2 separate regions of the Homo sapiens genome follow, and region 2 is linked to region 1. The links are chromatin contacts, found by Hi-C or POLR2A ChIA-PET in ENCODE. All regions are on one chromosome and are shown on one strand. Each heading gives the region's core, a stretch centred on a gene start or an enhancer-like site at or near the end of the contact. The rest is flanking DNA. Distances are from core to core; before and after follow the strand shown. Region 1 holds the start of STAMBPL1 (STAM binding protein like 1). Region 2 holds the start of PDLIM1 (PDZ and LIM domain 1).

The links. A loop is a pair of places that touch in the nucleus more often than their neighbours do. ChIA-PET counts read pairs that join two places held with the same protein, here RNA polymerase II (POLR2A). Pooled maps may share reads with other maps.
Region 2: a map with no recorded cell type shows a loop between it and region 1 (5-fold over the local background). The contact joins the promoter of PDLIM1 here to the promoter of STAMBPL1 in region 1. A Hi-C loop is called at or near these places in 1 of 37 single-sample maps with no recorded cell type and 3 of 50 pooled maps. POLR2A ChIA-PET finds 5 or more read pairs at or near these places in 1 of 52 experiments (activated CD4-positive, alpha-beta T cell).

What each region holds. Positions count from the first base shown.
Region 1 is chr10:88,878,697-88,881,668 of GRCh38, forward strand. STAMBPL1 (STAM binding protein like 1) reads left to right here and starts at 1,549. Exons shown (of 11, transcript NM_020799.4): 1 at 1,549-1,942. It overlaps LOC124902551, which reads right to left and starts at 1,968. Exons shown (of 1, transcript XM_047426134.1): 1 at 1,038-1,968. The coding sequence starts at 1,726. The coding sequence ends at 1,199. RefSeq lists a silencer at 1,438-1,567 and an enhancer at 2,148-2,257.
Region 2 is chr10:95,289,665-95,292,397 of GRCh38, forward strand. PDLIM1 (PDZ and LIM domain 1) reads right to left here and starts at 1,339. Exons shown (of 7, transcript NM_020992.4): 1 at 1,156-1,339. The coding sequence starts at 1,251. RefSeq lists an enhancer at 1-175 and silencers at 897-1,006, 1,027-1,126, 1,177-1,566, 1,617-1,696.

The DNA.
Region 1 (2,972 bases), core at 299-2,798:
CTGGGGAGCAGGGGACGATGGGTATTGGGCCATTTTGGCTTTTATGAGAATTTGGATGCTAGATAGCAAGACCATGATCAATGACCACTCTAAATACGTACGTGGAATTTTTTGTTTCATAATGCTTTTTAGGAATCTGGCTAACCTTCTTAATTACCACTGAATTTTAAATTGTCCAGTAGGTCATGAGATTATCTGGTTCAATACTGCAAACTCAAATGCCTACCATATTCTCAAATGTCAGTGAGGTGGGGGTGTATGGGAGTGGTGGGGACTGTGGAAAACTGAAGAGTGTCTTCACAGTCTAAAGGCGACACCTGCTATTCAGCTTCAGCTGATGGTTGCTAGAACTCGCCATGGACCAAATGTCTGATGTTACGATTTTACAGAAAATGTGAAAAGTCTGAATTTCTGTGAAATTTCCTAACTTCAACATTTGGAACCAACTTAAAACTAAGCAAAACAACACTGTTGCTTCTTAAAAATCAAGGCTGCAGGCTGCCTCCAACAATCAAACTCTTCATTTAAAAAAAAAAAAAGAATCCAGGGAGATGAGGCTTAAGAAGGTGAAATGCTTGAGACCAAATAACTCAGTTGGTGGCTGAGCCAGGGCTAGAATTTTGGTTTCCAGAGGAAAGGCTAACTAAGAAAAGCCAGTGTTTCCCCACCCCACTCTGCAGCCATTTCTCTCACTTGGAAGTAAGCTCCCAACCAAGCTCAAGAAAAGCGACTCTATTTCATCCAGCAGCAGCAGTCTCCATAAAATGTTTATCAGTTAATAGAACCTGTGAAGCCAATAGAAACAGCTTTCAGTGTTGGATCAGAGTTTAAATTTCAGCTTCTACTGCTTTCTAGGTGAGTAACCTGGGATAAATTATTTTACTTCTCTGTCTCTCGTTCATGGAAAAAACAAAAACAAAAACAAAAAATGAGTCCCTTTTATATACAGGGTTGTGGCAGATGGACTAAGATTTTGTGTACCGACTGCCTGACACAGTGCCAGAACTGTAGTAAGAACACCACACGTGATAGTAACATAACATCCAGGAGATATTCTAATACTTCTTATTTTCCAAGTACACACAAATTGGGGGTAGGGGGAAGGGCTAAGATGCTTAATAGTGGGCGTAGCCAGTTGTGGATAAATATCAAAAAGGGAATCCTAACATGAAGTATAAGTGGGATTTTCACCAAAACCCTATCCTTCCCCAGACTCCAGTGACAGTTTAACGGTCAGCTGCATCAAGGCTTGTGTACTGTGCAGTCTTAAAAGGCACCACTCCTGTCCATCTCGGTGAAATTGATGGTGGAGCAAAAGGGAGTTTAGGTGGTTCCGGTCTGGGGAGAAGACGTGCAGGGTTTCAGATGCGAAAGTCGCACCCAACCGCTTCACTCGGGCTCTAGGCCATCCGCAGGGGCCCTGCTTCCTTCCACCTGCGAGCTTTTTCTGCAGAATGCGGGAAGCCGCCGCCGCCGCCACAGAGGAGGGGGCGGAGGCAGAGGCGGAGGCGGCACCCAGGGGCCGGGGCAGGGGAGGCCGGGACCATCGCAGTGACAATTTATTTTCCTGCAGCAGCGGCAGCAGGGACGGTTGCTGCAGGTTCGGGGTCGGCCGGCCTGCGCGTGGGCTTGCGAGGACGCTGTTCGTCCCCTGCGCTGGGGTGTCCGACAGCGAGGAGGAGAACGACGCACGGAGCCCGCGCGACTGGAACCAGCAAAGCTCCATCTGTCGGCAGAGGAGAAGGGGGAGGAGGCACGGCCGAGGCAAACGAGCGGACGCCTCGTCGCCGGGTGCCGGTATCACCCCGCTGCAACGCCTTCCAGCAAAAGCCACCGCGGCCCGGGTTGCAGCAGCCGGACGGATGCCAAGGCCACACGGCAGCCACGGGGGCAGCCGTCGCAGTCGCCGTCCCACACGGGCTGCGGACACCAAGGGTTGCTAGTGAGTAGCGGCGCGCGCGCGTGAGTGAGAGCGCGCACCGGACGGGGAAGTGCGCACGGCGGGTGCGTCTGCCTCGTGGCCTGGCGCGCGCCGGCCCTTCCGCTGGCAGCGTCCGGTCCCGGGCTGGCTCTAGGGGAGGAAAAAATGCACTTTGGCGGCTGATCGCTTCCTTCCTGCCAGTCATGCAATCGGCCGCCTCCATCGGCGCCGCCTGTATGCGCCCCTCCGCTGGGCCCTCTGGGTTAGTTTCACCTTGATAGGGAGGCAGGAAGACCTGGCTGCTGGTGGCAGGGCGGGACTCTGGCCGTGACCTATACGTGGGTGCGCCTGTTTTTTTGGTTCAGCCCTGGGTTGCAGCCTTGGAGATGATGTCGACCTTGGGAGAGACCACTGCACTGTCTCTAGCGGCGCGGTGTGGAGGAGGGAGGGGCGAGGGTTAGAAAAACGGACCTTTACCCCGGCCGAGCAGGTGCCATGCCTTTCCAGATGATGTTACTTTTATGCCCTTTATGAGCGACTAAGACATTGCCCCTCACCTGAATAACTTAAAGCTTTCGCTGAAAGCCCCCAGTGAGATGCACAAAGAAATGGAATGTCTCCAAAACATATTTTTTTCAGAACTTTCTCTAAAACAACCCACGCTGCTGATACCCCCAGAGCCTAAGGTGCCATAATTGCTGAAGTTTAAAAGAAAATTTATGTAAGGAATAAGTAATTCAGGAAACGGAACCCAATCTAGAGGTTTGAAAAAAAAAATCAAGTGCCTGGGAAGTGGGGTGGGGTGGCTTGCTTCCTGGAAATCAGTGTTCGGTAGTAAGTAAAAAAGACAGCTTTCAAAGTAAGCCCCAGTGAGCACACTGCTTTCCAAACATCTTGCTCATTACTGACAATAACATGAAGTCCTGGATTTTAAGCTATTTCCGAAGACATAATAGATATCACTAGGATGCTTGTTTATGGTCTCATGATTTAAGGCCCTGTCAAGGTCAATAACGTAGATTTGTTCCAGCAGATAAATTATACCTGAATG
Region 2 (2,733 bases), core at 89-2,588, 6.4 Mb after region 1:
TATTTCCCTTTCTTCTCCACCCTTCCCCCAACCCCAAGTGAAAAAGAAGGATGTTTAGAAAGTCTGGGAGACAAGCTGAAGGGCAGCTTCAGCAGGCAGATGAGCCCAAGAATGGAATGTGCCGCCTACAGGCAAGGAGTGGCCATGGGTGGGGAGAAAGGGGACTTCTTTTTCTCCCTTTCCTCATTCGAGGTACTTACTGAGTCTCTTCTTGGTGCCCAAGCACTGAACGTGACATCTCTTAGTGGGACATCAACCTGTGTTTGGCCAGATTAAATGGCCAAAGCCCAGACCTCTGAACACTGAGTCTGGGTCTCCCTGGGGGTTTCACTTTATTAGGGGGGCAATGGTTCTGGTGGCCCCTGATTCAACGTGAGTCCTTCTAAAGATCCGAAGCCCCTCTTAGATTTCAAGCACCTCAACCCCACCCCAGGTGGACACCCCATCGCAGTATCTACTCATGCCCTGAGAAAAAAGGGCTGGTGCGGGGAGGGGAAAGAGATAATCTGGGAATGCTAGGAAGAATGACGGCGGGGCCACGTTCTGCAGAGGGGAGAATGACCAAGAGGGTTTACTTGAGTTTGTTTGTTGTGTTTATTTCCCGAATCCAGCACATTCTCCAAAAGCCATTCGAGGGGCGAGCCTCGGCCGTGGGTCAAGTCCAAAGAGCGTGTTTCGGTTGTTTTTTTAGGTTAATCCCACTTGCCCCCCACCCCAGTAAACTTCCCACCCACCCCACCTCACTTTCCAGGTCTTTCCTGTTGCGTTCGGCTGCACTGCGATCTGGGAAGAAGGGAGAAGTGCCATCTCCCAGCGCGCGGGATCTGCGGGGACCCTCGTCCCCTCGCTGGTTGACAAAGAACTAACACCCGCCCCGCCGCGCTTCCGGGGCCAAAGAACGAAAACTGCCTTCTTTTTTTCTGGCGGACACGGAGCGCGCCCGCGGCGGGCCGACCAGCCCGGGAGCGCAGCCTCCGCGAAGGGGCGGCGGGGAGCGGCGGGGCCCGGGCGCGCGGAGAGCGCTCAACTAACAGCGCACCTGGACGCGCCCGGCTGCGGTTCCGACTCCGTCCCCGACCGCGCCCGCGGGGCCCCAGTCTCCGCATATCACCTCCCATAGCGCCCCGCTTCCACGCACGTCCCAGCTGCTCTTACCCGGGAAATGGCGAGAGGCTGCTCGAAGTCCTTGCCGCCCACGAGGCGGAAGCCCCACGGCCCCGGGCCCTGGAGGTCTATCTGCTGGGTGGTCATGGCGCGGCTGTGGCGGGCGACGACCCGCGGGGACAGACGGGCAGGACGCGCGGAACAGCTTGCAGGGCACCCCCGGCGGCTGTCGGAGAAAGAGCGGCGCGGCGCGGGCCCGGGGAGCCTGGGGCTGGCGGGGGCAGGGCAACCGCGAGGGCCAGGGCGGGGGCGGCTCCGCCCAGGCCGCGTAGCCGCCCGCCGCCCCGCCCGTCCTCCCGCCCGCAGCCGCTCCCCGCCCTGCGCGCCGGCCTGGGGGCCCTGGCCCGGAGTCCCGCCGAGAGAGCGCGAGTCAGATGCGGGGCCGGGGCTCTCAGCAGCTCTGCCCGGGACCCCACACCGCCTCCCTCCCTCCTGTACGCACGGCCGCACCGCGGCTCTCGGGCCCGGGGCGGGTGCTAGGTGAGAGGGAAGCAGGTCCTGACAGCGAGACAAACTCGCGCCTCGTGCTTTGTAAAACGAGAAATTTGAAGTGCTGTGCCAAGTCAGCCCTCTGAGGTCGGCTCCGACTTCCCATTTGCTTTTTGTAATCGGTAATGATGTTTAAAAGGTGCTTTCGAACGATCTCATTTGATGCTGAGGCAACCGGGACGTTTAGTCCCATTTTACAGATGAAGTAACTGAGTCTGCTCAGTAGGTGAGAAGACTTGCCCGACGCTACACCACTCGTCAGCATCTGGACCACTGCCCGGGCCCAGTGCTGCAGAACCCCATCCTGGAACTTTTATAATGCTAATGAGACCATCACTCAGGTTATAACTGAACTTCAAGGCCTTCCTAGAAATCTTTCCTCCAGGCTGGAGTTCATGGTAGGTTCTGACCTCAACAGTTCAAACCTCAAGTTTGGGGCGGGCCAAGGGCCAAGTCAATGCAAAAGAAGAGCTGAGTCCGGGACCTGGATTCCCAGCCTCCCACCAGCTTCCTAGCCAGGCTCCCCCTGACGCCCTCCCGGTGGAGTGCATTCTCCACGCCGGACCAGACCATTTCTCATGCTGTCCATGGCGTCCCCACCTCACCACCAGTGAAAACCCAGATCCTTACAATGCCTACAAGGCCACCCCTAGAATGGCCCCAACTCCCTCTCTGACCCCAACTCCTCCTGCCCTTTCCTCACCTGCCCCCCAGTCTGCCAGGCTGTGCTCCTTGCTCCTAACTCAGGGCCTTGCCTCAGGGCCCTGTCTGCAATGCTGTTCTCCCAGACATCCCCACCACTCTCTGTCATTTTCTAGGGGCCGGACACGTGGCTCACGCCTGGAATCCCGGCACTTTGGGAGGCTGAGTCAGGAGGATCAGTTGAGCCCAGGAATTCTAGACCAGCCCCAGCAACACGGCAAGACCCTGTCTCTACAAAAAAATTTAAAAAAATAAAAATTAACCAGGTTTGGTGGGGCACACCTGTCCCAGCTTCTAGGGAGACTGAGGTGGGAGGATGGCTTGAGCCGGAGAGGTCAAGGCTGCAGTGAGCTGTGGTCGTGCAACTGTACTCCAGCC